Regions from separate parts of the Mus musculus genome. Here region 1 is linked to region 2. The links are chromatin loops, found by intact Hi-C in ENCODE. Cell type or tissue: heart. All regions are shown on one strand. Links, peaks and the distances in the headings refer to the core of each region. The heading gives the core; the rest is flanking DNA.

Region 1 (14,834 bases), core at 2,681-10,680, 150 kb before region 2:
TGTCCTCTTGTGGCCTCCGAGGATCATTAGACATGCATGTGGTACACAGATACACAAGTAGACAAACACCAATACACGTGAAATAATAAAATAAATACAACTATTTAAAAAGTCCAGTTAGGCAGCCATTGGTTGCCCCCAGCATGTGAGTGCTCCTCTCTGCATCTTTATGGCTATCTTGCCATGCTGGTCATTGTCACGGCTGTTGTGGCTGGGTAGGACTCTTGAATTGTCTTCTCCCTCCCCGCTCGGCATCTCAAATAGTGTTTTCTGATAGGCTAGACTGCAGGAGTGAAGTTTTCAGGTCAGGTCCAGCTTAACTCGTCCTTGTCTGGTGTCCTGAGTGTGTGGTGTCTTCAGCAACAGGGGCCACCTCCAACCACTGAGAGGCAAAAACATGCTGCAGTGATAATCTATATTGTTTTTGGGGGGTCACTTAGATGACCTTGACCAGCCATTCAAAAGGAGGTTACTCATGCCTGCTACTGGGGTTTTTATTAGTCTGTGGTTCTTGTGGGGGGCATTGTCAGGCCAAGTGGCTTAGTTTCCTTTAAACTGTGTGTGTGTGTGTGTGCATAGATATACACCCACTTATATGTACTGTGCAGAATTTTAGGTTGATATAAAATAATATGACTTCATGAGATGGTATCAAACAACCTTGGTGTTATTTAACCGTGCTCTTTGTGGATATTGACCTCCCTCTGTCCATCCCAGCTGGAGCCTCATTCCCCACTTTTTCCTTTTCATTTCATATCATCCATGTCCTGCTGTTCCCCTTATAGCCAACTGACCCATGGTCCCTTTATACCTTCCTGGCTTTTGCAATTACTTCATGCTATATACTCATGTCTGAGGAACTGGAGCTAGAACCCGCAGGTGAGGGAGAGCGTGTAGTGTTTGCCTTTCTGGGTTTGGTTGCTTCACTCAATATAATCTTTTCTAGGTCCATCCATTAACTTGCAAATTTAGTGATTTCATTAAAAAAATATTTTAAAATTTATTATGTATACAGCTTTCTGACTGTATATGTGCCCGCAGGCCAGAAGAGGGCACCAGATCTCATTATAAGTGGTTATGAGCCATGTGACTGCTAGGAATTGAACTCAGGACCTCTGGAAGAGCAGCCAGCAAGCACTCTTAACTTCTGAGTCAGCTCTCTAGCACAATTTCATATTTCTGTACAACTGAATAGCATAGCATTGTGTATGCCATTCATCAGGAAGGAAATAATGCCTGGTACTGAAAACCTAGCCAGCTTCTCAGGGCTAGTGAGTGCCTGGCCTTAGGAAAGAACCTACTGTTGCTGCTTATCGGGAGCAGCACGATTCCTTTATATTTTAAATCTTATCCTTATACCCAGAGATAAGTAGAGTTACCACCCATCCTCAAAGAAGCCAATTTTTACAGCAAATGGAAACCATCAATGAAAACTACAGCTGGGTACAATGCAAAGATCGACGGATAGTGGGAACCGCAGCCCCTTGGATGCAGCTGTATCATAACTCCTGCAGCCATGGCTCAGGGAGCGTCGAGGAAGAGGGGGCAGAAAGATTGTAAGATCCAGGGTCCCGGGAAGACTGCTGAGAAACATTTTCAACAACAATCATTATGATCAATTATTTCATAGTTCTGGAAATTAGCTGGGGGTTTCTCAACATTTTAAATAGCATTTAGTCAATAAAAAAATAATGAAACCCAAGTAAAGCCAGTAAGCATGGTATTTGAGGTTGCTTATTCCTATCTTCCTCTCCCCAGCTCCCTGGGACACTTGAAAGCAGACAGCTTCACAGGGCAATCGAGGACAACAGAAGCCTTGAGACTCTGGTGCTGACAGAACAGGCTCATGCTCCCTGTGAATTCCCACTTGGGGAACTGACACTGAACTGTCTTGCAGTTCTCTGGAAGAGCTCCATTCGAGAAGAGTTTCCCATTTAGCATGGTTCAGAGATTAATTTGTGACAGCACAAATATCCTGAGCGCATTTGTATAGAAAAACCAACTAACCAGCCTGCCAGCCAGCCAGCCAGCCAGCCAACTAACCAACCAACCAACCACCCACCCACCCACCCAACCACCCACCCACCCAACCAACCAACCACCCAACCACCCACCCAACCAACCAACCAACCAACCAACCAACCAACCACCCACCCACACACCCAACCAACCAACCAACCAACCAACCAACCAACCAACCACCCACCCACCTACCCACCCACCCACTCACCCAACCAACCAACCAACCAACCGCCTTTACTCCCAATAAAAAAACAAAGCAACTACAATAAATGAACAAAACACAGAAAACCAACTCATGGAACTTGCTTACCACTGCGGTTGGTGGCCAGGATGAGTTGGATCGAATAAGAGACATGTCAAAAATTTAAAAGGAAACATTGGAGAACAAGATCTGTCCATGCCTTTGAAAAGCTCTAACATTCCTGGCTAGGTAGAAGGGTTAACATGGGGCTAACCTCTGAATAACTTACAGGCAATGGCAGGTGCTTGCTGGAACATTGAATATATGACCCAACACACAAAAACTTTCTCAGCAAAGAATGGACTTAGGGGCACAGAGGATCTAAAGATACCTCTGTGTAATCTTTAGTTGATCACTAATCTGAGGGATCTAAAAGATAGCATTGTGCCAGCATTAGCTGATCATTAAGCTGAGACACCATTTCTGTGACTGCATATAACAAAGGCTTAGGTTATTATTAGATATATTATAGCAAGTTAGTTAGACAAATATGAAGTGGTTCAGGAAAATCACTAAACAAAACAAACAAAATGTATCACTAGCAGCAACAACAGCAATAACAACAGATCCTAGAGAAGGATTATGTCTTATTTTTAGAAATATCACTTTTATTTTACCTAAAGCATAAAAAATATAAAAAATAATGAGAAGTGCAAAAAAAAAATTCAAGAGAGTATGGCCCATTTTTAGGGAAAAAATAATGAATATAACAGTTGGTTAGTGTGCACTGTCCCTGAGGAAACCTAGACACTGGACACGCTGTCACAGACTTTAGATCACCCTCCATAAGCACAGGAAAAGAAGGAAGGAAACCACATTCAAATACTGGAAGCACAGGACAGCAGTGCTTTCTAAGCAGAGAGCAGATCTCAGTGATGAGACACAATGCTAGAGAGAGGGTCAAATTCAAGTGTGAGGGTAAAAAGTAAAAATCCAGAAGTGGGAAGTTGCATGGCATTTCAGAATGCGCACAGGAAATGGTCTGTGAGTTGAAGACAGCGTAAGAAACAGGAAGGAGAGTGAGAAACACCCAACAGTTCCAGAGATCTGAGCAGACTAGACAGCAGCTGGAAGGATGTTTGAAGAGACAATCGCCATCAATATCCCAAATTCGCCACAAAACACTGATTTATATATTCAAGAAATCCAGTAAGCCCTTGGTTGAATAAAAAGAAACAAACTCCCAGCAGAATCAAAACCATCAAAGCCACAAAGGATCTTTAAAGTGGCGTTAGAAGAATAAGCTACCACGTTCAAGAGCACTTTAATATGACTAACTACAGCTTCGGAGGACAGAAAGCAAAGGGGCCATATAGTCAAAGCAGAAAATGAAAAAAAAAATCACTCAAGAATTCTATGTCTAGAAAACCATCCTTGAAAAAAAAATAAAAGAGAAATGTCTAGACAACCAATTATGAATGAATTCACCAGCGCGGGAGGGGAGGATCTCTCCCTCATCAGCTCCACCATAGAGCAGACAAGAGTCCGGGTCCCTCTCCTGTGCTCACACCCTCAGGGTCGGCTCACTCATAACCCCTGCATCCAGGGCTAGCTCTACAATGCTGCCCGGGTGAAGTGCAGGGGCAGCTCTTCCAAGATTACAGTTGGTGAGGAACAGGGATAGCTCTCCCACTCTGAGCTCTGATAGTGTTGGGACCAGCTCTCCTGTCTGCTATTGGTGGTAAGGGGTGAAGGGCAGGGAATCTCTCCCTGTCCCTTCACTGAAGACAACTGGTGGGACCAGCTCTCCCATGCTCTCACACCTTTGGGGCTGCTAACCCACAACTCCTGAAATACTGAGCCGGCTCTCTGGAGTACTGCAGTTGGCCAAGGATGTCCAGGTGAAGGATGGGGCAAGCTCTGCACAGCCCTGGTAACACCAGCCTTTGGTCGTAACAGATCCCTGCTGCCCCAGGGCCAAGGACCTAGACGAGGCCCCCTGGTGGTTGCAGGAGGCATTACTGGCTACTCACGGGCTGTTCCTTATCGCCCCCCCCCCCATTCTACCTTTCTTCATTGCTGCCCCTCCCCATCCTTCTGTTTCTCTTTCTTTCCCATTTCTCCACCACTTACTTGTTCCTCTTAGTGGCGCAAGCCCAGGGTCTCTGAGCCTCTGGGTTGGTCTTAGGAGTGCTGTGTTCCTCCTGTCCATTATGGCGCTGAGTAAGGATCGTCTTGGGCATGGTCTGCTCCACTAGGCCTGTACTGCTCTCGACTGGTGGTCATCTCAGGCTAGGTCCCTGTCCAGGCCCCATGGTGACAGACTGGTGGTCGTTTGGGTTGCTCCTTGCCCCTGAACTATCTGAGGACTTCCGTGTGATGGTCATCTGTCTTGGGCTCATTCCTGCGGTGGGGAGGGGGTGAGGACCCAGGTGGGGTTTTCTAGTCTCCAGCTCATTCCCTGCCCTGGGATCCTATCAGGGTTTGTGCAATGCCTAATGGCTGGTTGTCTCAGGCTAGCTCCCTGTATGGGCACCCTGGTGCCAGGCTAGTGGTCATATCAGGCTTGTTTTTTTCAGGGAATGTTAGAGTATTAATCATTCAGAGCTTCACAGGTCAGAACACTGAGCATAGATACAGCCTCTCTCCTCTGCCACCTACTGATGCACTCCAGTTTCTTCATTCACCTCCTTGCAAATGGACATTGGGATCCTTTCTAGTTTTTATCTTTTATGAATAATTTTCTCTAAATACCACCACGGGTGGATTGGTGGATCCCACAGAAAAGTGTTTGTTTAAAAGTAATAAGAAGTGACCAAACACCTTTTGCAAATGTGTACATTATTTTAATTTCTTATTAGCAGTATGAGACATGTGTCTTTCTGAAGGTTTGAAATGCACACATATTTTATGTTGTTGCCCATAGTTGCTTCTTTGTGGAGTTCATGCTTTAAATTAGGCCTTTTATAATGGAGTTATGGGAATTTTAAAATACTCTGGAAACATGTCATATATATATATTCATTTTTCTAGTCCTTTATTTGTTGATTGATTCTCTTACAGATAAAGTTGAAAATTTTGAAGTCTAACTTATCATTATTTTTCTATTGGAATTATTACTTCTCTGTCTTGACTAAGAATAGTTTTCTAGCCCAAGATTAAAGATAGCCTATTTTAGCTGGGTGGTGGTGGTACATGTCATAATCCCAGCACTTGTGAGACAGAGTCAAGAGGATCCTTATGAGTCTGAGACCAGCCTGGTCTATAGAGTGAGTTAGTTCCAGGACAGCCAAGGTTGAGGAACCCTGTCTCAAACCCATTCTTCACATCAAAAAGCCCACAGTGAATGGTTTATTGTAGAAATGCTTTGGTTTATTTAAACAGGTGGCAAGGACAGGTCACTTCTTGGAGGACAGGTTGGGCAAGAAGGCCAACACTGACCTGTGAGAGTCACTGCAGTACAGTGAAGAGGTTTTGAAGTTTTATTGGAGACATGGATTTATTGGAGACATGGATTTCTCAACTCTAAGGCACACAACTCTAGGAACCCAGGGCACGGGACAGCATGTAACTATCCCAAGCCTTGCTGAGGAGGGCAGGGTTTCCCTCCAGTTCCTCCCTGAATAGGCCGGTGGGAGTCAGAGCTAATCAATTTAGTCTTTCTTCTGGTCAAAGGAAGCCACCAGAGGGCACTGCGAGAGCAGGTTTCCAGGCCAGCAGGCTGTGGCTTTACCCAGGCTCGTAGCTAGCAGTGGGCCCTTGCTGGCTGTGGACAGAGGGAAACGTGATGGGCCGCCAGAGTCACAGCAGAAGGCAGGGGGGAGGGTGCCCTCAATATCTGCAAGAGGCCCTCTCCTTGTTCCCTTAGGGACAACTTATGGTGGAGGATAGGGAAGAGTTCAGGACGAGAAGCTCAGTGGCCCGGAGCCAAAGACAACAGAGCCAAGAGGAACTGTGGAAGGTGACAATTCACCATGGCCAAATAATGTGCTCCAGCAGCAAGGCATTCTGGGAAGAGAGGAAGATGTGGCTACAAAGTTGGGGCCCTAGGGAGTTTCTGAAGGATCTAGGCAGACTGAGTGGACTGTGTCCATTCAATACCAAGCATCAGACACCCTGGGCATTCAGGACTGAGAGACACTGAAGGAGTCTAGCTCACAGCATATCACACAGGCGGGCAAGCCCTAATAACCAAGCTGGTGGTCTTGGTATTCAATCAGATGGTCGTCCAGGAGCCAGGCCCAGAACCAGGAATCATCTGGCAGAGGGATAAGGGCAAACGTAGGCCACCGAGGCATCAGACTGGGCCCACTTTGACTTCACATCATGAGGAAGCCACGAAAGTGCCTGGAGCCTCAGGCTTAGCCTTGAGGCTCACAGATGAATTTCAGATACTTAAGGTCTTAGTAGGAGCAATGGCTGTCAGGGCCTGCTCTTTGCTAAGGGGACAGAAGTGCACAAGTTTGGGGTACCATAACACATTCTAAGCACCCTCTACAAGGACGGTGATTAAGACCAGCCTCCTGACTTGGACCCACAAAGTGCTGCACGCTTGGCAGTTACTTCAGCCTTTCTGTTGCAGGTTGCCATAACCATTGCCCATATCTCCCCCCAAGCCAGCATGAAGATACTCTCTTACATATCCCTGCAAGGGCACCCCACCATCTGTGGGAACCCTTTGAGCCTCTCAGCCTGTAGCAGTTTGAGCCTCCACTAACTTGCCCCTGACACCTCTGTCTTTATCTCTGTGGGCGCTAACACAGCATTCCTTTAGCACGTCTGGGACAGACCAATCCCTTCTGCTGTTTGCATACCTTTTTCCTAGAATGGAATGCTCTTTCCTGCCCTGTCTGCTTCATGAGTACTAAGTCAGCCTTTAGCTGTTCAAACTTCACCTTAACACTTTACTTGACCAGCCACAACTTGGCGTCATATAGAATGCATAGTTCAGGTAACAGCAAATTGTTGACCACAAATTCATTTCCCCTCTATTTCTTGCCAAGTATTCAAATTCCAGGAAGACAGTCCTTCTGTGGCTAAAGAATAAAAACCAGGCAGGCCAAGGCCAACACTCCAGCCTTACCCTTCCCACAGCATGACACCAGTGCCAAGCTCTTGCTCTGGTCACTGCCCTCAAGTCTCCCCCGACTGGTGGTCTGATACAGTCTTCTCAATCAGTCTCAACAGTGGCAGACTTAGAAGCCGTTTGCAGTCGAATGAGAGCAGCTACCGTCTTCCCTTAGATCTGCCTCTGAGCTACTGTTTACTAGGGTTGGCCGAGGACCCACAGAGAGGCCTCAGAATCTGAGGCCATTAAAGCCCTGTTTTATACCTGCGAGATGTTCTGTCCTCGAGTTCTTTACCCTTACTTGCCTTTCTTTTGAAACCATTCGCTGAGTGCCAAATGCATGTTAGACATAGTTGGGTTTGAATCTGAGCTGCCCCCAAAGGCTCATGTGTTGAAAACCTGGTCCTACGTTGGTAGTGCATTTTGGGAGGTTCTTGCAAGTTCAGGAGATGGGGTGGAGTTGGAGAAGGGAGGTCACAGGGAGGGGGGTCTTTGGTGATATCTGGCCCCTTCCTCTCTCGCTCTGCTTGCTGTGATGCTAGAACCTTCTCTGACGTAATGCTCCAGCCACTGTGATGCTCTGTCCAAGTTCCTGCGGACCAGATAGCCATGGACCAAACCCTTTGAAACCAGGGACCTAAACACATATTTCTTGTCATAAGTTGTTTGTGTCATGTGTGTGGTTACAGCAAATAGAAAAGTAACTAACTCAGATACTTGATATTAAAAAATGAATAGGGCAAAGCTCTGGCCTGCACAGTACTTGGTTTTTCTGAGAATGATGTGATCAGAACAGCAATACTGTGTAACAGGGCTGCCAGTACAGTTGTCTACTATGGGTTGCTTAAGCAGAAAAGAATCCCTAAAAGGTTATTGGAAGCCCTCCAAAGCTCTTACAGGAAGAAGACTGATTTACACCACAGCCATAGATTTGGGTTCAGTTTCCCGGCTGCTTAGCCCTTGTCTGTCAGCTCATGTTGCAACAGAAGGAAATGAATTAGCTCCAAGGGAGTCACACACCTTGATAGGAGACCAGAGCCTCTGGGATGGGTTAGCTCTCTGAGAAAGCTAAGGAGCTGGAGCACCAGGACGAGCCTTTCTCGGTACAGAGTCCTGGCTAGACCGTAAGCACAGAGCACCCGTGGTCACAGAGAAACAAGGTGGGTAACAACTAAAGTTGTAAAACCAGATTCTCTCTAGAGCTTGCATGAAGGGAGAAGAGACCTTGCATGTACTTGACTTAGTTCTGTACGAATAATGGGGACTGGGAATCAAGGGTCAGAGGAGATATAGAGGTAAAGGGAACTCTGACAAAAGCCACCAAACAGGATTCTTGCTAAAGGCAGGCCAGAGTGAGCAGAGGGTGCTAGGGCTACCCTGGGAGAGGGAGGCTTGCTGCTGAAGCTGGAATTGGAGAAGAAACACATGGGGAGGGTGCTCAGAGAAGGTAAAGGAGGCTGACTGTGTGACTGTGGGTCTCCTTGGGGTAGTGTGGGGCATTGGGCGCTGCCCCATGAGGACAGAGGGAGCAGGAGCTGTGAGCAGGGTTTGTACAGCTGAGAATATGCCGGAAGGACTTCTGGAGATAGTTTCAGGGAGACAGATCTGTTTTATGTTTCAGAGGTAAGGTTTTGGGGGTTATGGGCAGGACGGGCTGATGGGTCATAGCACAGTACCGACTGATCATGTGCGGGAAGAGCTGAATGGGACTTGTGTGCATTTGTAGGAAGCTCTGTGCAGGGTCATCCTCTAGGTACGGTCAGGCACCTGTGCTTAGAGACACTCTCCAGATAAGCTCAGGGAAGAGGAAGCCCTGGAGAGAGAGGAAGTCCTCCATTTTACTCCAAGCTCAGAGAGCTGTCTGGACATGGTGGACCACTCCCTTAATAGCAGGGTCTTCCAACAGACTTTGGCTTAGTTGGAAAGGACTCTACAGATACAGTAACAGAAAAAAGACAGGACCATTCAAGAAAAAAAATAAATTCTCATCTATGGATACTTCCAAGTGTACCCTATATATACCAACTTCAGCAAGGGTCACCCCTGGGTGCGTGAGTAGCAGAGAATACAGAAAAGCTGCAGGTTGCTATAGGACTAACTAACTTTAATGCCTCACTTATCCCTGAGATATGAGAATTTGGGTCACAAACTAGGAGGGGAATGGAAATAATCACCATTTAGAAGTCCTGTCCCCAGGGCTATATGGGACACATGTCACTCCAAGCATTGCCTTAGGGAGATGCCCACAGGTTTGCTTCCTAAAGCTCTGTTTCTCAGATAAGAACCCATGGACGGAGCTGGGACGTTGGTTCCGGGGGTACTCACTGTGCGAGCGTGAGGACTTGAGTTGGGATCCTCAGCACCCACATAAAGCTGGGCATGGGGTTCCGTGTCCCTCTCCTCATCACTGAGGAATGGGGACAAACAGGTCCAAGGAGCTCACCTGTCAGTAAGCTTGATAGAGATAGTGAACTCCGGGATCACTGAGAGACGCTATCTCAAAAAACCTAGGGTGGAGAGCCAGGCCTGGTGGGTCACACCTTTAGTCCCAGCATCCAAATCTCTGAGTTCAAGGACAGTCTGGTCTGCACAGCTAGTTACAGGGCAACCAGGACTACATGGAGAAACCATGTCCTGAAAAAACAAACAAACAAACAAACAAACAAAATAAAACAACAAAATTAAGGTTGAGAAGAAATTGAAGACAACTGGATGTCAACCTCTGACCTTCCAGTCAGTAAGCATGCCCTCTACCCCAGTGCATAACACCCCAGTGCACACAACCCCCAGTGCACACCCCTCCAGTGCACACTTCCCAGTGCACATCACCAGTGCAAACACACACCCCAGTTTACACACACCAGTGCCCATTTCCCAGTGCACACATCCCCCACTACACACTTCCCAGTGCACATATACCCACAGTGTACACACACCCAGGGCATGCACCCCCCAGTGCATGCACCCCAGTATACAACACTCCAGTACACCCCCCTCAATGCACACACACCCCAGTGCACACACACACAGTGCACATACACCCACAGTGTATACATACCCAATGCATACATCCCCCCAGTGCACACCCCCAGTGCACACACCCCAATGCACATACCCCAGTGCACACACACTCCAGTTTATATACCCTAGTACACACAAATGTACCCCCCACAAATCCACAGACACTTTTTGAAAGTACAAATGTTTATGATTCTGAAAGCCCAACGAATATTGAGAAGAGTTCTGTCATGTTCTTCAGGCTCGGAGACCACGATCAGAGGATGGGATTCATGCTCAGGGCTGGGCGGCTCCCTAGTCTGCAAGCTTCAGCATGGAGGGAATGACTGGACAAGCCCGAGTTTCTCAGACCACAGCGTACTTGGGTCAGGACGGGGATTTGTAATCCCATCTAATGCGTGCTATTAGGATGGTGTAAGAATTTTCCTCCACCTAGAGCCTAACAATTTCCGTTAAGTGAGTGTCCCGATTGGCAGAGCTATGTGACCCTTTCTCAGATCCACGGCCGTGTCCTCTCATAGAGGTGCTCTCCCACATGCTCACTGGCTGCCTGATAATGATGCTTAGCAGCTAAGACAACTGCTAGAAATCCATGTTCCTTGGTTCTTCCTCTGAAGACCCTGACTCAGTAGATGGGTCAGAGCCAAGGCATCTGTGTGCCCTGTGCCCAGGAGATTTTGTGTGAAGGGGAAGGAATGACCCACAGGACACTGCAAGCTTCTTTCTTCATGTTGATGTTTCCGTTTGCTCAGAGGTAATGCTAGGGTGGGCGGTATACACATACCTAGAAATGACTGACGGGAGAGGTGGAAGGGAAACCCAGGCTGGTCTCATCATCCGGGTCAGAAGCATGGGATGAGAAGCATCAGAAACTGGGCAACAGAAGACTAAAAGCCAGATGAGGTGTCCCCTACCCCCACCCATGGTCGGGGCTGAAGCTGCAGGGGCTGGGCTCACACTTCTTGCCCTTGTTCTATTTTTTGACATTTTCAGAGGTCAGTGCCCACAAGGTTCAGCAGGGCAGTCTTGTAGTAACCACTGGTGTCGGCCTAGAGGAAGGAAGCACAAGGGGGTGGTTAGAAGGGAGTTTTATGATGTTGGCTTTTCTCTTCTGTTTTCATTACTAAAAGTTGTGTTCCCTGGGTGGGGCCTGTCCCTTCAAGTGTTTCTATGCCACAGTTCTATGTAATGCTATTTATTGCTCTTTCCTCCATGTTTCAGACTATTCTTTTGATTCTCTGTCCAGCCCGATGGGGGATGGTTGAGGGAAGTGAGTCACAGACACAGATCCACTCTTAAGCCCTAAGACAAGGAAGGCTTGCAGGTCGTTTCCTTATTCAGTCAACTTCCCCAGGCTCCTTTCCTGTGCATCTCTCAGGACCCAGGAGTACAGAGCCATTCACTTATTCAACATGAGCCATATATATTCGTCACCCACTACTGCATGTCAGGGAGCCAAGGCTGAAAGTAAGGAGCCCAGAGTCACATCTAGACATAGAGAGAGCATGGGGCAGATTGGGTCATGCAGGTCCGGACCACAGCTCTGTCAACATACACAGACTCTGTTTTCACCTCGGTGAGACATGCTCTCTCATCTATAAAATGCCATCTGTGATGAGGTGTACTGCGTGGGTGACCTAGTGGCAGCCCAGGCTGGCTTGTGCTTAATCTCCCATCCCCTGAGCAACTTCGTTGTGAAATCTAAAACACAAAAATAGTTCCAACACCTCTATCTTACTGCCTGCCTCCCTGATGCCATCCTGCCTGAAGTTTCTTAAAGTAGTGTTTTAAAAATATAACACTTGTCCCTCAGTGTCCATGGGAGAATGGTTCCAAGACCCCACCAATACTAAACTGAATATGTTCAAGTCCCTGATAGGAAATGCTGCTGGTCTTGGCTATAACCTATGCACACCCTCCTATACTTTAAACAATCTTTAGATTGTTCATAATATTTAATGCAATGCAGATAATATGTAAATTTATATGACATATAACCATTGTTCAGGGAATAGTGACAAGAAAAAAAGCATGTGTGTGTTCAGTATAGATTAATTTTTTTCCTGAGTGTTTTCAATCTTTGGTTGTCTGAACCAGCAAACGCAGAGGTCTGCTATCTAATTTCGTCAACAATCCAACCTGGTGGAAGAACTATGGGTTGCCTATCTAATTTCGTCAACAATCCAACCTGGTAGAAGAACTAGCCACTTGACTGAGTAGCTAAGGGATATTCTTGTCATGCTTTGACTTCTGGCAATGAAATAGTTAATGAAATGAAATCTGTAGACAGGCCATCTCAGTCCTAGCAGGGATCCCTCCCTATGCACTTAATACCCTGGGAGTTTCACTAGTTGGAATGTAGGTAGGCAATCCACTGGAGCCTAAAACTTCCTTACTTGGACTACTTAGATGTAGGACCAAAAGGGGGCCCTGATTTCTATGAAACTACGTTCTCTCTTTGTCCCTTCAGAAATGGTTCCTTTTGCAAGGCGTTGGTATATTCCATAGCTCAAATGCAAAGCCACTTTCTGGGATAAGGGCAGCCCTTTGTGCTTCTTTAGTCTCCACATGCTCCCTGATACACCCATAGTTACGCGTCTCTCCTTCCTGGTCTCTGTGTGTGCCATCCGGTAACTGATGCAAGCGTGAGGTGCCCACGGGGAAGGGATGGTCATCTGGGACATCAGTCATGTCATCTCACATCCCAGGAATGTCTGTGTCATAAGCTGGCATCAGTACAGTTGAGAACCTGTGCCTTACCATGATCATGCTGCTGAGAGTCTTGCCGTACATCTTCTTAAACTGACCCTTGATAAGATTTAAGTCAATCTCACTCCTGGAAACAATGTTCCTTATCAGCGTTCCATCACGTGTCCCTGCTCCCTGCATAAGACAGTGACAGTCAGCCATCATGTTTCTTGTTGCCTGTCTACCTCTGTAAGGATGGACCAACCTGTGTAGGGATTTATAAAGAACTAGAAGTGCAGGGGTGGGCCTCTGATTCAGTGGGGAGCACACCAAGAGGGGGACTTTGGTGACACAGGTTTGTTTTCTTTTCCCCAAATTCTATTCTTTGATGGTGCTAAGATTGAACCCAAGAACTTGCGCATGCTGGGCAAGTGCTCTAGAAGGGAGCTCCATCCACAGCCCATGACAAAGAGCTCCTCTTTCTCAATCTCCTCATTCAGTGGCGGTGCCTTGTCTTATTAGAAGCCCAATGCCTGGAGTTGTGGTATGCATTTGATTTACTGCATCAGACTCTAGTCAGAAAACACTCACTACTCCAGGAAGACTTCTTATTTGAGCAGCATCACTGTAATGTCACTCAAGTGGCTGTTTCATGAGCAGGATCTTTCAGCTTTCTCTGTCATCCCTGCCTGGTCTTAAGTCAGACGGCGCTTCATAACTAAGGAAATAGCACTCTCTCTCCTTCATGGTGCAGATGTGTCCAGAGGGCTTGGGGCTGATGGTATGACTCTCACTTTAGATGGTGCCAGCATCATTACTAGAGAAGCTGGGCACTGAAATTAGTCACTGAGAATTACTTTAAATGCTTCTTTTCCAGTTTAGTTAGAGATACCCTCAACTCTACTCAGGAAGAACAGCATGATCATCTATTTCTGAAGCCAGGGCAGCCTTATAGGAAAGAGGAAATCTGAAGTTAGCACCTGATCATGAGTAGGAAAATTGACATGCCAATTGGGACAATGTCCCCAGAGTCTGTCCATGTCAAGGGGGTTGGGATTCCAGCCATGCCTGCCTATTGTCTTCAATGAGGAGATACAGGACAATAAAAAGCACAAGCTGATGGGTCTGAGATCAATGCATGGCTCTACAACTTAGAAGGGGTGTGGCCTTGCACAAGCCTTAGACACACCACACTTCAGATGGCAATGGTGATATGGACCACTCAGAGCTGTTGTCAAGGTTCCATGAGTCTTCAATGAACCTGCTCAAATGTTCCTTCAGGGACTGTGGCTTCCCTTCCCAAGGCTTAGTTGGCCCTCTAAGAAAGCAAGTCTTTCTGACACATGAGAGATTAGACCAAGAGAGAGCCCAGTGTTCAGATGGCAGGGACTCTGAGTACCCCTGTTGTACATCTGACATCATATAGGGCTGACTACAGAGGGGGCAGCACCCAGGACAGTTACCTTCATGGCGTAGTAGAGTCTCTCTGCAAAGTAGCTGTGGACGTTCCGGGTGCATTTCACTGGCAAACAGGAAAACTCTGTTAATGTTAGGAGGGTGCAGGCTGTGTGGCATACATTTGTATTTGTTTATGTGTTTCTGTGGGCGTTAAGGGTTAGTATTGTGTAAGGGTTGGCATGTTTCTTTGTGTGCCACCTAGCTCCAAAACAAAGGCTTTGTGTAAGGCAGAGAGTAGGGCAAGGGCAGAGCCTGGGGGAGTGGGCACAGCTCCAAAGGCCCAGAACAGCCAGGGAAAAGGGCGAGATGTGAATGCACTGGGCATCTGTGGGACTCATCTGAAGTCACCAAGTAAGGTCTGCTAGAAGACATCGCTAAGCTGTCACATCCAGGAAGCAT
Region 2 (14,834 bases), core at 3,881-11,880:
CTATTGTAGCCTCAGGGGGCGCCTGCACACATGTGGCACAATCACTCCCACTCACATAAATAAAACGAATTCTTGGGAAAATGAAGGCATCTAAGAAGTCCTCAGGGGCCGGGGGCTATGGCTCAGTAGTAGAGTGTTTGCCAGGCATGCGTGAGAACCAAGGTTCAATCTCCAGAATGATGCAAAAGAAAGAAAGAAAAAAAAGAATTTGAAAATGAGGCGGAAAGACAACATTCCGAGCTCAGATCAACTTACTAGATGAGGCCTTTGCCAACAACTCCTACCCAAGGACTCTTAGTGCTTAATTCAGACCGTCGTTGAAGTTTTCTATTTAGTGTTGTCCTTATCTTGGAAACAATTAATATCCATCTCAGTGCCAGGTCCTAGTTCCGAACTTGTTACAGATTCCTGGGTCTTTAGGTCAAGGGTCCGAAGTGTAAATGACTGTGTGACTAGACAAACAAATGCAGGTGAAGGTGCCAGGGCACAGACACGGTGGTGGTGCACCTTGGCGTCCGGTCTTGCATTGAGCCTGGGCCGGTCACCTGGGGAAAGCCGCCTCAGAGTCAGGCTGGAAAATGGACTGTAAGAAAGGCCAGGAGTCAGTGTAATTGTCAACTAACTCGGCGGCTGTTTAAACACAGGCAGGCTGATAGGTGCCTTCCTGTGGTGGCGTGGAGGAGGAGGAGGGTTTCCTGGAGCAGGACTGGGGGGTTGGTGTGACTGGCTTCCGTTTACTGCATTCTGGTAATGTGAGGGGCGCGCTCAACATGGCATGGACTTGCGGAACCGTGTTAGTGTGGAAGGCAAAGAAACCATCACCCGGTGCCTCTGGCTCTCACAGGTTTCCAGCTGCTGTATTGGGCAGAAGCCAGGCCTGACCCTCATAACCTCACTCATTCATGGGTTCTGGAAGAGAACTGCTACTCAGGGTGAAAGTGTGAGAAGCCCAACTCCAGTCGCGGCCTCCTTTCATCCCATTGGGAAGAGATGGCGCCCCCTAGAGGCACCTGTAAGTTATTTACCAAACAGATTAAACACAACTGCATCGTTTTTTTTCACAATTTTTGTTTTTTAGGGTTTTTTTTTTGTTTTTGTTTTTGTTTTTTGCTTGTTTGTTTTTGTTTTTTTTTTTTTTACAAGTCATGGGATATAGTCTAAAGGCCATATAGTATATGAGATATGAATCTAATAGACCACTCCCCTATTTAAGGAAGTTATTCTGTAACATGATATGACTTAAGATGCCTCTTAGGAGAGAATGTTTGGAAATCAGTTTTGTATGAGAGATAGGAAGGAAAAGGATTTAAATTTAGCGTTACCTCTTTGATCCATCTGTGTTTCCCAGGGCCTCTGTGTGTGTGTATGTATATGCGTGTGTGTGTGTGTGTGTGTGTGCGTGTGTGTGTGTGTGTGTTGCTTCCTTTGTCTTTTATTCTAGTCGGCGAGAAGCTCACATGCAGGAAGACTGGCTTGTTTTGCTATGAAGAGAATATTAATTTCTTTCAAGTTCAGCTTCCCTCCCCAGGCCTAGGCCCATACTAGTCACTGTGCAGTAGAAACATTGGGATTTTCAGGCAGACAGCTTTGGGTTCAGGTCTCACCTCTCCCCCAGCAGTGGCTCCAGGATGCACTATTCTCTTAAAGAAAACAGTATGGCTGATGGCGGCAGGAAGGGGTTTCTGGGAGGAGCCTGGATTGTGCCCAGTCTCAGAAGAGCAGCCTGAGGGACCTGACTGGGTACTTGGGAGAAAAAAAAAATAAGAGGCTTAGTCAGGACCAGGGCTGAAGTCATACCTGGAGCTGTCTCTCCCGAGGATGCTGCTGTCAATCTGCCACGGCTCACCCTGCATCTGGCAGGATGCTGATGCTTAGACTGTCTGGTCACTTGTTCCAGACTGAGTCTTTACCTAGGGTTTCTCTGACCAACTAAAGTAGAATGTCTCCTCACTACCCGGGAGCTGAGCTTCTAAGACATCAGTTTTGAAGTAGAAAAATAATAACTCATGTTGGCTGGACTTCTGATTAACTGTGATTTTTCATGGACGTAACATCTGCCTCCCCTAATGAGCACTTGGGGAAACTGAGGCCCTGAGAGTGAAGTACATTGCCTGGAATCACACTAGTAAGAGGAGGCTGGGCTGTTCTTCTCACTCAGGCAGGCTGACTCTAGAGCTAGAGTCATTGCTTCATAGGAACTCTCTCCCATAGACAGCTCAGTTGGAAGTGAGCACAGACGCTAGGTGGCCTAAAGAAGACCAAGCTGGGTGTGGCCTCAGGCAGGTTTCCAAGCTTCCTGCATCTCAGTGGCCTCCCGGGTGAAGGATGGGTGGTGACAGTGGCTCATGTGAGAACACAGAACCTTGAATGTCCTCCCTGCTGAACACCCATGGGATTTCTGCCTTTTGCTGTCCCCAAAGCTCTCGGTCCCAGGCCTTAAACTCAGTTCTCCATCTACAAATGCCAGAAGTGTCAGACAAGGGAGAAAGGGAAGAAAAGAAGAACCACTGATGGTATGATTACACACGCAGTTTAGTTCTTTAGGATAGTAACTGCTACATCTGAAAATAGTGTGATATGCTTATTGTGAGGACCTAGAAAAAGAGCAAAGTATTAAAAAAGAAATGCCACTTAAAAGTCTATTAGTAAGGATTTAATTTATGTTACATCATACACACACACAAGAAAGAAGGAGGAGAGGAGGGGGAAGTGGGAGGTGGGAAGGGCAGGGATTCCTGGAATTTAAGTGCTTAAGCCCTGTAGAGCAGTCACACATTTATCTTATAAAGAGAAATAAGAACCATATTATTCAGGTTACCACCAAATCCCCAACCTGTGTGCTTACTTGAATATAGCAAGACAGGCCCTGGTCTGCATAGAGTCTATATAGGGTCAGTTGAAGGGTGCCCCATGGACTCCCTGGAGTCTTGGTGGGTATTCGTGAGAGTCTTTGATGTGGGGCTGTGTTATCTTTGGAGAGCTTTGCCACTTTATTAGGCCCTGAGCAGCAACAGCTTAGCCTTTCCAGATGTCAAGGCTAGACAATACAGGTGCATGGTCCTCCTTTAAAAAACATAGCATCTTTAAATTAGTTTATAAGGTAGTGGGAACAAGTTGTATGAATTCTAGGGCACCAGCCAGGGGTCCTGTTCCCACTGTCCTCACTGGACCCTAGAGATCTTTCCCCCAGGTAAGGTGTCTGAGGACTGCAGGTGGAGGGCAATGTAGACCTGTGTCCTATTACTCTGCCATTCACATGTGGTGTCTACACATTCGAGCTGTGTAGCACATGACAAGGCTTGGCAAGGGAAGCAATGACAACAGGGCTGTGGGGGAGGATGGGATACATACGGAAGGGCTCCTAACCTCAGAAGCCATGAGCTGAAGGTCCCCACTGAGTACCAGAAACACACAGATGTTCAGTAACCCCAGACTACACACTGAATTTGGAAGACCACACAGAGGCAGGCTACGGGCCACCATTGTCATCCTGGAATATTCACAAGAGGACTGTGGATATAGAAAGTCAGATACATTAAACAGAGGGACTCTGATGGGAGGTTCATTAGGGAGATTTTTACTCTAGCATAGGCTTGTTCAGGTATTTCATGCATTTTGACCTAGTAATGCTGTCCACTAAGGGTGAACTTACAGATAACGGCTGTCCCGAGTTAAAGAGGGGCTGTGACACTGGAAAGTGCTACAAGCACTAAGCACGTCTTTCTTTTGCTTTCTGAAAAGGTGACTACTAGAAAAAGCAAACTGTCACGTGTGCCTTACTTTACATCCGTGGTTCAATTCCCTCTCCTGACAGAATTGCTCTTGGAGACAGTATGGGGACAGGAGACAGGCAGCTAGGAGGTGTGAGTAGAAGCGAGATGGACTTCAGTCTCCCCAGAATAACCACTATGGGGGGATGCCTTTGAGATGGCTGAGCTCCCACTTTTTGGAGAGAGACTTTTTGGAGTAGTGGGGACCAGCAGATGAACCCTGGAGGATGTCTGAGCTCAGCAACCCCTCCCCCTGGGGGCTGCCTGGGGTCTTAGGATCTCGTGCTGGAGCCCCAGTAGTGGCCCAGAGAGCCTGCCACCACAGCTCTGGCCGTGGGGATCCTCAGAGTCTTTAGACTCTGCCTTACCCCCTCAGGGCCTGCTGGAGTATCTCCTTGGCTCTGGTAAGGGCCAATTCTGAAGAGACAACTACATTAGGTGTCACGCCCACCCCTTCCCAGGAACTTCCGTCTTCAGCGCCCACAGAGCGAGCTGTAGGGATGGTGATGTAGAGATGGGTGTCATCCACGTGGTAGGTCTGCGGTGGTTGGCAACCTCCACTTGTCACTTCACCGATGACCAGGGCCCGGCCCAGCCTCTTCATGATGTAAGTAAATTCCTCGGCGGCACCGGCTGTCACACCACTGGTCAGGATGGCTACGCTCTTCTTGGAGCCATATCGTTCACCTGGAGGACAGAGGCCATTCAGCACGGGGTCAAATCAGCCCCCGCCACCTACAGTGATGGATGCCACGAGGAGGGCCCCAGGTTTAGTCTTCCGCATCTGTGTCAATACGTGGGGCACCAGCTTCGGTCTGCCTCCGTGAAACAGGGATAGCCGTTCATATGCCCGAACACCGCCATGTGCTGTGTGTGGTCATATGGAGGAAGGCTTGGCTTTTCCTGAGGACAGGGCATGCAACCATGTCCTGAACAAAGGAACCTCCCACTCTGACCTGAGAGTCTTTGCTTTAGGCTCCCAGAAGGACATTTATTACTTTATGACTTCATTGTCATTTTAAATTTTTGAGTAGCTACATTAATAAGTATAAAAGAAAACAGATGAAATTAACTTTAATCATGCTTTGATTAAATAATATGTCAAAGAAACATTTACTACAATGAGATTATTACACTAAAGCAAGAGGCCCATCTCCCTGCTTTCCCCTCCCACCCTCCCCTTCCTGCCTTTCATTTCCACAGTAGGCTTTCTGGATCTGGTGTGGAGTTTACAGTGATAATGTAACTCAGTAAGAACCACTCACATTTAAGGTCTTAGTGTCCAAAGGCACTGGTAGATCCCATATTGGAGGCCAATCAAAGTTATAGAATCTCTAAATCTGAGACTATTGTAACCTGGTTTTAAATAGCTGTTTAAATTTGGAATTCATCTGATTTTTTTTTCCTTTTACAATCTTCCATGCTATTGAATAAATCCTGGAAGCCACGGTAGTGAAATGCTTATATAATGAGTAAATGTATAAATGAAAGTGGCCAGTTGCCTCTCTGGTCAGAGGAACCCTGCTGGCCTCTCCGATGGCCTCCCTTGCGTGGGAACACAAGGTCCACCAGAGTCCTTGGTTCTCTGTGCTGGGCAGAGGGAGGGAGGCGATTCACCAAGAAATAAGGCCCCGAGAGTCAGGAGTCTATGGGGCTGAGGTTGCCTCTGCTGCTTTGGGTGTGCTCCAGCCCAGGCAAGTACAGGAGGGCCTGTTAGCATCTGGACATTTCTTCAGGCAATTGTGATGACCTGGAGCCAAGAGTTCAAACAAGATGAGCTCTAAGAGCACCTATTTGATTAGCAAGGTGAGGGGGGCATCCCAGATCTCTATTTGTTGGGTAGGCTGCTAGCTATACTGTTAAGATGGGAGGGGGCATGCAGCTATTAAGATGGGAGGGGGCATGCAGCTGTTAAGATGGGAGGGGGCATGCAGCTGTTAAGATGGGAGGGGGCATGCAGCTGTTAAGATGGGAGGGGGCATGCAGCTGTTAAGATGGGAGGGGGCATGCAGCTGTTAAGATGGGAGGGGGCATGCAGCTGTTAAGATGGGAGGGGGCAATGCAGCTGTTAAGATGGGAGGGGGCATGCAGCTGTTAAGATGGGAGGGGGCATGCAGCTATTAGGCAAAGCCACCTTTAAACCTTGGATCTTTCCCTTATTGGCCGAGTGACCTCAGACAAGACTGTCAAGCCATCTGACCGCCACTTTTCTTCTCTAGACATGTCCTTTCAGATACTGAAGGTTGTTCCAGGACTGTGTCCAGTGGACCAGAACAGGGACCTTATTCTGTCATTGTTATTTTTATATACACTCAAGCTGTTTTTCTCTGATTTACTCAAAAGGTTTTTTTTTTTTGGAAAGAGAATAGGGAGAAGAAGGCTTCAGGTACCTGTGAGCTGAGTGTGGGTCCAAAGTTCGCTGACCGAGTCATTGGGCCGGTTGTAGATCTTGTCCAGCAGAATGGGAGGTGCCTCGTCAAAGAAGTAAGAGCACAAGGCTGAGATGGAGGAGGTGGGGCCGCCAAGGTTGAACCTAAGGGAAGCAGAGCCAATGACTCGGAGGGCGTCTGAGCTCACAGGGAGGCACTCAGTGAGCCCCCTTCCCTGAACTTGGCTCTTTGTCCTGTGAAGAAGGGTTCTAATTTCAGGGTACCTCAGTGCTGCGCACCCCTCGACACTCCACAGGAGACATGATCCAGAGGATCCCGTAGAGTCCTAGTCTCCTGAGACTAAATGTGTCAGTGGTCTAATGCTTCCAGAAAATACTGGCTGGGTATGGTGGCTCCTTTAATCTCAGCACTCGAGAGGCAGAGGATGATGGGTTTCTGAGAGTTCAAGGCCAGCATGGTCTACATAGTGTGCTCCAAATCATCTGCGGACTACATAGTGAGACTCTGTCTCAAAACAGCAACAACCACAGCATCAAAAGAAAGAATTAAAAAATGAAAAGAGGAGAAAATAAAATAACCAAACCTGGGTCCTGATCTTATATACTAATGTATTAAAGGCTCCAATGAATCCTGTAACTGGGAATTTATTGGTATTGCTTTCCCACGTAGCAACCATGGACTGCTTCTCTGTGCTCATTCTACCTATGCATAGAATACAGACCCCCATCAAGTGCAGTAACACAAGTTACCAGTGATGCTTGGTGTGATAGCAAACTCAAGATGGTAGAGGTACACGGGGAGGGAGAAGCCTACACGCAAGTTTGTATTGCCCTTGCCTCTCCATCTAGTGCTGGCAAGTATCAAGAGATTCTTACAGCCCATTGATGTCCATGACCTCAGCATCTGACCCCCAACCCCAGGGACAGAGGAATCTAAGCCAAATGTGCCTCTAGTTGGAGCTTCCCTTTAAAAAATGTGAATGATACATTCAGTCAAAAGGATGTGTGGGTCGGTGGTGTCTCTGGTGTTTGTTAAGGTGTCTAAGGAACAAAATGATCACCTAAGGTTTTGGGCAACTATAAAACCTGGCCATGGGAAATAATCTCCCAGAGAGGGATACCCGCCTCACCATGATTTGGCGCCACCTAGTGACTGTTAAGAGTCGTGCAAGAGCTGCAATTACAGCCGGCCTGGGTGCTTAAATGCTGCGAGAGCCTTTCTCTTGCAGCAGAGATGTGGAAAAGGTTCCCAATGGAGAGATACACCCTGACCTTTCTCATACTCGTGGATGTGTTTGGGACACACCCATCGATAGACCTGGGATCGGAGGGAGGCCTGAGTCTGACCACTGCCTGAGGACTGTTCTGCGTGGGGGAGCAGAGGTGGTGAAGGGGGTCTATGATGGAGACTCACCACAAATACAGTGTTTATTTGTTTGTTTTAAGCAGAGGGAGGTAAATGGGCAGAGATATCCAATAACCATTTTGTTATGCAAAGCTTTCTCATTTTGATAGCATCTCTTCATTTCTAGATTATCCCTGGGGCCCTGGCTTTGTGATGCCCAGAGAATGGCTGTCCTGGGAGGGTGATTTTGCAGAAGTACGACCACACTGGAGGGCTGACCACCAGGATTATAGCCTGTCCAATCTCTCTTGGAGCTACTGACATAGGGCTGGCCTGGGGCCAAGGATCAGCGGGCTTATCTTTTCTGTCCCTGCCCCCCACCCCCATTTGATTTGTTTTGTCAGGCAACTGATGTGGGATAACTCTTCACCTCAAACACACATTGGGATCACCAGGGGAGCTTAAAAAGCTATCAGTGCTGAGGTCCCACTGGCCGATAAGATTTGAACCTCTGGGCTAGCTGGCCAGATCCCTGGCAGGTAGGTCGTCTGGTTCCTTTCAGTTCCTTGGTTGTTCCCTGGGAATCTTTCCTTCTGTTTTGGTCTCTAGCTCTGACTGTCCTCAGCCAGTGCCGTGCCTCAACCTGGGATCACTGTCCAGCCCACTGACCTCATGTCGATGATCAGGGCATCAGTGTGTACAATCTTCTTCCAGATGTGTTCTACCAGCAGCTCGGAGACCTGGGTAAGCAGCTCGCAGTCCCCGAACATGTCGAATCTCAAGTAGCCAATGTTGTCCTCAAGGACATTTGTGTGGAAGGAAAACTTGATCAGGTCTTCAAAGACTTCTGGGGAGGGAATCTGCAAGAGTGGGAAGCCTGGCTCAATATCAGGACAGCAGCAGATGGCCGTGCCCAGGAGCGGGCGGTACCATAGGCTACTAAGGAAATGGGAAGGAGTGAGTGGTGTCTGGGAGGGTAGCATGTGGGTGATAGGGCTGGGGTGGGAACCATGTGTTGTGTCTAAGTCAGCTGATTAGAGACATCCTTGCAGCAAATGCTCAGGTCTGCCAACCCCTCATTTGGTGTCTGGAGATGAAAAGCCCAGGTAAGGTGCCTTTCTGATGCTTCCAACACCTCCAGACACTGCTCAGTGTCCCTGGACCCATCTTCTCTTCTGCTGGGATAGGGAGGGGACTGGCCCTGGGATAAGCACTTTGGAGCCCATCACATGGACAGCTACCCTGTATAGAAGACACTGTTATTCTCCTCTTTCCAGAACAATCTGGAAGCACAGACAAAGAGGCTAACTTTTCTGAGGCCCTCACAGACAGGAACAGACAAAAGCCAGACCAGGAATCCATTCCAAACTCAGTCCCACTCTTTCACTCCATGGCCCTGGCTATTCTGGAAAAAATAGACACGACAAAGTTGCAAATTGGGGTCCTGGAAGCCCAGTACAACTCCCCTAATAGGACTCTACTTCTTCTCTCCCTAGTGCAGCTAAGGTAGACTGGGCCTCCATGAATCCTGTCCACTTTGCCCTGGCCAGATCCGTTTCCTCCCCACAACTCCTCAGCAGCCGCACAGCTTAATGTACCTGTCTGTGCTCCCTGGTACGCTGGTGCTGGCTTTCAAGTATTCTGACTGCAGCCACCTTGCTCCAAATGTCCTATCAAGCTGAGCCTTGGATCAGATACTCACGACCTCAGCTCAACCAGAATCATGCTGTGCATTGTTCGAAATGGCTTCAAACAGAGGTCTTTGGGCTGGGCCTTAGCACTCAGCCACCCCAGGACCTGTGTCCTGTCTCTGGTCTTTGCTTCTAAGGACACAGTAGATCCAAGTCATGTAAGCTTCATATTTTCAGGGAAGGAAAATCTCATTTTAGAGCCTCAGATAACTTGATGACTCCCTTCCCCAGTTTTGACAGTGGGAACTCATGGAAACTCTTGCCTTCTATCTGGCTGAGATGTAAGACCTTCCACTCCAATTTTCACATTAGATTTATTGAGTCGTCTATAGAGCTGCCCAGAGACAGTGGAGACAGAGAGTTGAGAGACAGTGAGGCGAAAGTGAAGAAAGGACAGGATAAGTGAAAACATAAACCCAGAACTAAGCCTTGCATGGTACACATATCCACACCTGCCAACATCTGGATGAGTCACTCGAAGGATTGAACCAGGTTAAGTCTCTGTTGTACCTTACCTGCATAGGCACGATTCCAGGAATTCGGTCTTTGGCATCCTCTGGAATGTGTGCTGTCTTCAGGTGTGGGTCCCCAGAGAGTATTTGCAGATCTGCCCCCAGCATCTCAGCCAAGGCCCCTTCTGAAGTCACCCTTGCATAGCGGCTCTGCAGACCGCTTAGCTTGGCAGCCATCTTGGCCCCCAATTCAGGGGATGCATAGTTATCAGCCACTAGTTTCCCAGCTGTCTGCAGAACAGTGGGCACCTTAGCACGCAGGACCACTATGTCCTGGGCTGTGGAAAGGGCCTCACTCATGGGCACAGTGATGTCAGGTTCCACACCAGCCAAGTCCCAGGCCTCACCGGTGCTGGCACTCAGGGCCATCTGAGTAGGCATGGAGGCATATAAGGGGCTGTTGCCCACCTGGTAGATGCCCACGGAGAGTGCCCCTCCAGCTGTGGGCTCTCCTATAACGGTGGCCCGCTGTAGGTCCTGCATAGTGTGAGCAAAGGCCTCGGCTGCAGAGCCACTAGTGTGGCTCATGAGGATGTATAGGTCCTTATGGGATCCATAGCGTTGCCCAGCAACCAGCGGCAGGGTCCATATTTCTGTGACCCTAGATGTCGCCCTGTCAAAAACAGAGTAGAGGTGCTGGCGGGGCTCCGCCTCAAAAAAATAGGAGCAGAGTAGAGGAACGGCAGAAGAGTAGCTGCCAGGGTTGTAGCGCAGGTCAACAATCAGCGCAGCTGTGTCCACCAGCCTCTGCCACACCAGCTGTACTAGCTGAGGCCCAATGGCCTTTACTGTCTCTAGCTCAGCCATGGCGTCAAAACGCAAGTAGCCGAGCTGGCCGGGTAGCACATCCGTTTTGAACAGAGCCTCTATGAGATAGGAGAGTTCCTCTGGGGAGGGAACGGCAGGGGGCGGTAGAGGGACCTCCTCTGCCACAAGCTCCCCAGGGCTATGGAATACCAGCAGGCGGTGGTCCTCAGATACCTCCTGAAGGTCAGCAGTGAGCTGTGAGGCCAGTGACTCCAAGTCCACAGCTGTGCGGTAGGCTCCTTGGGCCAACTTAGATTGCAGGAGAGCTCTGGCCCGCTGTGCGATCTCTGGCCGGGCATAGTGAGCCTCCAGCAGGCGACCCGTGCCCTCTACCAAGGCGCCCAGACTGCGATGGAAGTCCAGCACCTCCTGAGCTCTCTCTAAGGCCTCCTCAGCCAGCACGATGGCATCAGGTACCACCCCACCCCCCAGCCAGGCCTCACCGTGGTTGTCAATAAAAGTAAGTACCGGTACTGTGAGCGCCAGGCCACCCTGGGGCGAGTCCAGCAGTGGCACCGTGCAGGTGTGGAGCAGGCTACCCGCGGTGATTTCGCCGACCAGTGTGGCCCAGCCCAGGGACTGCATGAGGAAGGCAAACTCTTCGGCAGCTGTGGCAGTCCTGTGGCTAGTAAGCAGGTACACTCCACGCTGGTTACCATAGCGTTGGCCTAGCAACTCCCGATGGCTGAAGTGCTCCTGGGTGATGTTGGTGCGGCGATCATAGGTGGTAAAGAGCCGTACAGGTCCGGCCTCAGGTCCCTGGAAGTAGGACAGCACCAGAGGCATCGCCGAGGACGGACCCCCAGGGTTATGACGCAGGTCCATGATGAGGTGTTCCGTGTCCTGCAAAGGCTCCCATACCTGCTTCAGCACGTAAGGGCCCAGCGTCTCCAGCACAGCGGCGTCTGCAAATCTATCAAAGCGCAGGTAGCCCACATTGCCCGGCAGCACGGACACCTGAAACACAGAGTCCACCAGGGCCCTCCGGGCATCTTCTTCCGTGGGCACCTCGGGGGTGGCTGCTGGGGACTCATTAGGCCCAGTCTCAGGTCTTGAGGAGGAGTCTCTGGGTCCGGTGGCCCTCACCAGGAGCCTGGGATCCTCCGACACAGCCTGCAAGCCAGCATTGAGCTTTGTCACCAGGTCCTCTTCAGAGACCACAGCTGAGTAGTCCATGCTGGCCAGGTGGTGCAGCAGGCCCGGCACTCGGTCCACTAATGTGTAATAGTCCTGGAGGGCTTCCTGAAGTCGGAGGACAACCCCTGGCAGGGCACGACGCAGGGTGAGGATGGCCAGGGCCTTTTCTAGGGCTTGCTCTGCAGGGGTCCCCACACAAGGCAGCACGCCACTGCCTTCCCATGTCTGGCCACCTCCACCTAGAGGTCCCAGGGACCTGGACACAGGCACTGTGAGGAAGAAGTTGGACTGGCCTATTCTCAGCTTCTGGAGGTCCAGGGCCCCACCCTCCGTCCGCTCGCCCACCACGATGGCGCGCCGCATCTGCTTCAGGATGTAGGCAATGTCCTCTGCGACTCCCCCAGTGTGTCCGCTGGTGAGGACCACCACATCCTTGTCAGCACTGTATCTCTCCCCGAGGACCTCGGGCAAGGTCCAGATCTCTGTGGTGGTGTTGGAGGGCCGATCGTAGACGGTGTCCACGTGCATGACCGTGTTCCCAGGGTGCAAGTAAGAGATGACATAAGGGATCCCAGAGAAGTGGCCGCCAGAGCAGTGCCGGAGATCTAGCACCAAGGAGGAGGTGCTCATGAGCTGCCTCCACACATGGCTCACTAAGAACTCCCCCAGCTCGCTCAGTACCTCTTGGCCAGGGAGGTCGTCCACTCGTAGGTAGCCCACGTTGCCCTCAAGAACCTCATGGCGGATGTTCCTCTGTATCTGGGCCAGCAGTTCTTCTCGGGTGAGGTTGGTGAGCACTGGTGCTTGCTGGGGAGCCTCGAGGGTACTGGGCTCGTAAGAGATGAAGAGTCGTGGGTCACTCAAGGAACTCTGGACTCCAGCTGTCAGCACTTGGGCCAGCGTCTGAGGGTCTGAGATGCCCAGAATCTCGTGACTCTTCATCGCCTGCTCAATGGCTGCTTGCATTCCCATCAGGTTCTCAGGGAAGCAGTAGTTATCCAGGAGGATCTTGGCCATATCCAGTACCAGGCTTGGCTGGAAGAGGTGCGTGGGACCAGCCGGAACCCAGAGCAGTGTGGACAAAACCAGGACCCATTCTCTCATCATTGGGATCCCAGAGCCTTGGCTCCTGGATAAGAGCTCCGTGTGTACAAGGCTGTGGTCCTGCAGCTGCCTCTCTCCCTTGCCCTTCTTAGCAGGCAGACAGAAGGTCTGGGGCTCAATGTGGGAGTTAGATGTGAGGCTTCCAGCTCTGCTAAGCCTTTAATCCTGTCTAATTCAAGCACATGAGCTGGACTCTGAAGAAGAGGCCAGGGTGGTTTGACCCGGAAGGAACATTGCATCTCATCTTGCTGAGCCATGTCTGTGTAGAATAACACAAACAATTGCATTTAGTTTGAGTTCCTGACACATGCGAGGCCCTGTGATATGCTTTCTACACCCACAGTTTTTACTAAAGTCTTGCAAATGAGAATCGTTAATCTACAAATAAATATCGTTTTCCCACTGTGGCTCACCCATGACTCTGGAATTAGGCAGACGCAGTTGGAGGTCTGGTTCTGCTACTGTTTATTCATAGGTTGGGGAAGGTATCTGACTTGTTCTGTAGACTAAGTTATTGGGTAGATTAAACATGAATGCTTTCACAAAGCATTGCGGTGTCTGGAAGTTACTGATGAAGGCTCTATAATGAGTATCATATCTATTTTATCACCAGGGAGTTTAGTAGATAGTTCAACCCACCGTTTCAGATGGGGACAGGTGACGGATAGCGAGAAAAGGCTGCATAGGCCACCACCATCTCAGATACTGGGAAGGCTTAGTCTAGGGCCATTGTCAGCCTCAGGAATTGAAACTTGTTCCTATACCCTTATTATGCTTCTAGGTATAATATAGATGTCAGTACCTCACAACTTTCAAGATGAATGAAAGGTCCGGACACTAGTACAGAGTGTGACAGCGAGAGGGACATGAGATCAATAATTTCAGACCAGATAAGGTTAAGTGATCTAGTGAGCCTCATTCTCTTTGTGAATGGAGACACCCCCCCCAATAGTTAGGGGCTCAGCTTCAGTCCAGTGCTCACCGTGAGAAGTGAGTGGCTCTCTGTGGTCCTAAGTCACACAAAGAATACCTGTCATTCTCATACCCGCAGGGTCACACCTGGGAGCCAGTCCCAGGGAGCATTTTCTGTATGCTACCCTTTTCTCGTGATGTGGACTTCTGCTCATGTCTGACTGGCTCTGGGTATCAAAGAACACTCACCATGGAGCCTGCACTTAGAACTCCTGCTTTGTCCAGGGAGCCTCTTAGTGGACACCTCTCTCTTATTTAGCAGGTATTCTTTAGTTAGCCTGTAGGGGGCGTTGTATAGACGTGGAATAGCAGCTGGTGTGGCCACTTCCTGTTTCCTGGCTTCTTGGGTTCTATCCAGAACAGATGGCTGGGCTTGGTGGACTGCAGGTAGAGTCCCACAGTGACGCAGCAGGCAGCCAGAGAAGGTGGTCTTCGGGTGGGGATGAGAGAGCTTACTCTGTGAGCTGGAAACCTACAAGTCAGTTTCTGGAAGCCATTATCTGACGATGTTTACCAAGTGGTTTAGGAAGGCCAAGGAGGTCAATTAGCTAAAACAAACATATTTTTAGCTCATTAGGATTTGTTTAATACCCAAGTGACATATGGTCTCATCACCCCACTGTTTGCAGCCAATGGAAATGAGGCAGACTTACTGTCAGGATCTGCCTGGGGTGGCACACAGAGGCCTCTGTGGGGTGACTGAGCCTTTTTCAACCTCCACCTGGAAGAATCCAACTCCAGGCACACAGTCAGAGTTTCTCTGTGAGCACGTATCTGTCACTGCTGAAGCCAGGCCAAGCTCTGGACAGGGAGAGGGTGAAGACTACCAGGAAAAATGCTGGTTTTGTATTTGTTTTTATTTTGCCTGTTTTTTTTTTTTTTTTTTTTTTTTTTTTTTTTTTTGGCAACACGTGCCACAAAGGTACCCTCCAAGAATATGAGATAAAAGGTTCTCATGTATACAAATGCATAGAGCTGTCCAGTGTGGGCTGCAAAACTACCTACAACCCTTACCACTGCCTAGGGAACAAGATGCCTTGACTAGGTGACATGTGATCTGGATTATGTTATAGACAGAGGTACATGTGTTAATACACTTGTCTGTAT

The links. Peaks named below come from ENCODE experiments on the same cell type or tissue, not always from the same donor. Only the 100,000 strongest peaks of a DNase experiment are listed, where the experiment ranks them.
Region 1: it touches region 2 in a loop (12-fold over the local background); 8 of 42 quality-filtered maps call a loop at or near these places.

Annotation. Positions count from the first base shown.
Region 1 is chr14:34,096,195-34,111,028 of GRCm38, reverse strand. A630023A22Rik (RIKEN cDNA A630023A22 gene) reads left to right here and starts at 8,275. Exons shown (of 5, transcript NM_001251843.1): 1 at 8,275-8,431. Anxa8 (annexin A8) reads right to left here. Exons shown (of 12, transcript NM_013473.4): 10 at 14,441-14,499; 11 at 13,050-13,172; 12 at 10,458-11,338. The coding sequence ends at 11,279. It also overlaps the pseudogene Gm24998. In heart, for the core only: CTCF peaks have their summits at 4,194 (motif pointing left) and 5,881 (motif pointing right); DNase peaks (open chromatin) are centred at 4,298 and 5,918; H3K27ac peaks cover 253 bases.
Region 2 is chr14:33,952,021-33,966,854 of GRCm38, reverse strand. It overlaps Rbp3 (retinol binding protein 3, interstitial), which reads right to left and starts at 12,852. Exons shown (of 4, transcript NM_015745.3): 1 at 9,711-12,852; 2 at 8,174-8,364; 3 at 6,161-6,303; 4 at 2,636-4,457. The coding sequence starts at 12,758. The coding sequence ends at 4,135. In heart, for the core only: CTCF peaks have their summits at 7,314 (motif pointing left) and 10,605 (motif pointing right); no DNase peak of the experiment used is centred there; H3K27me3 peaks cover 990 bases.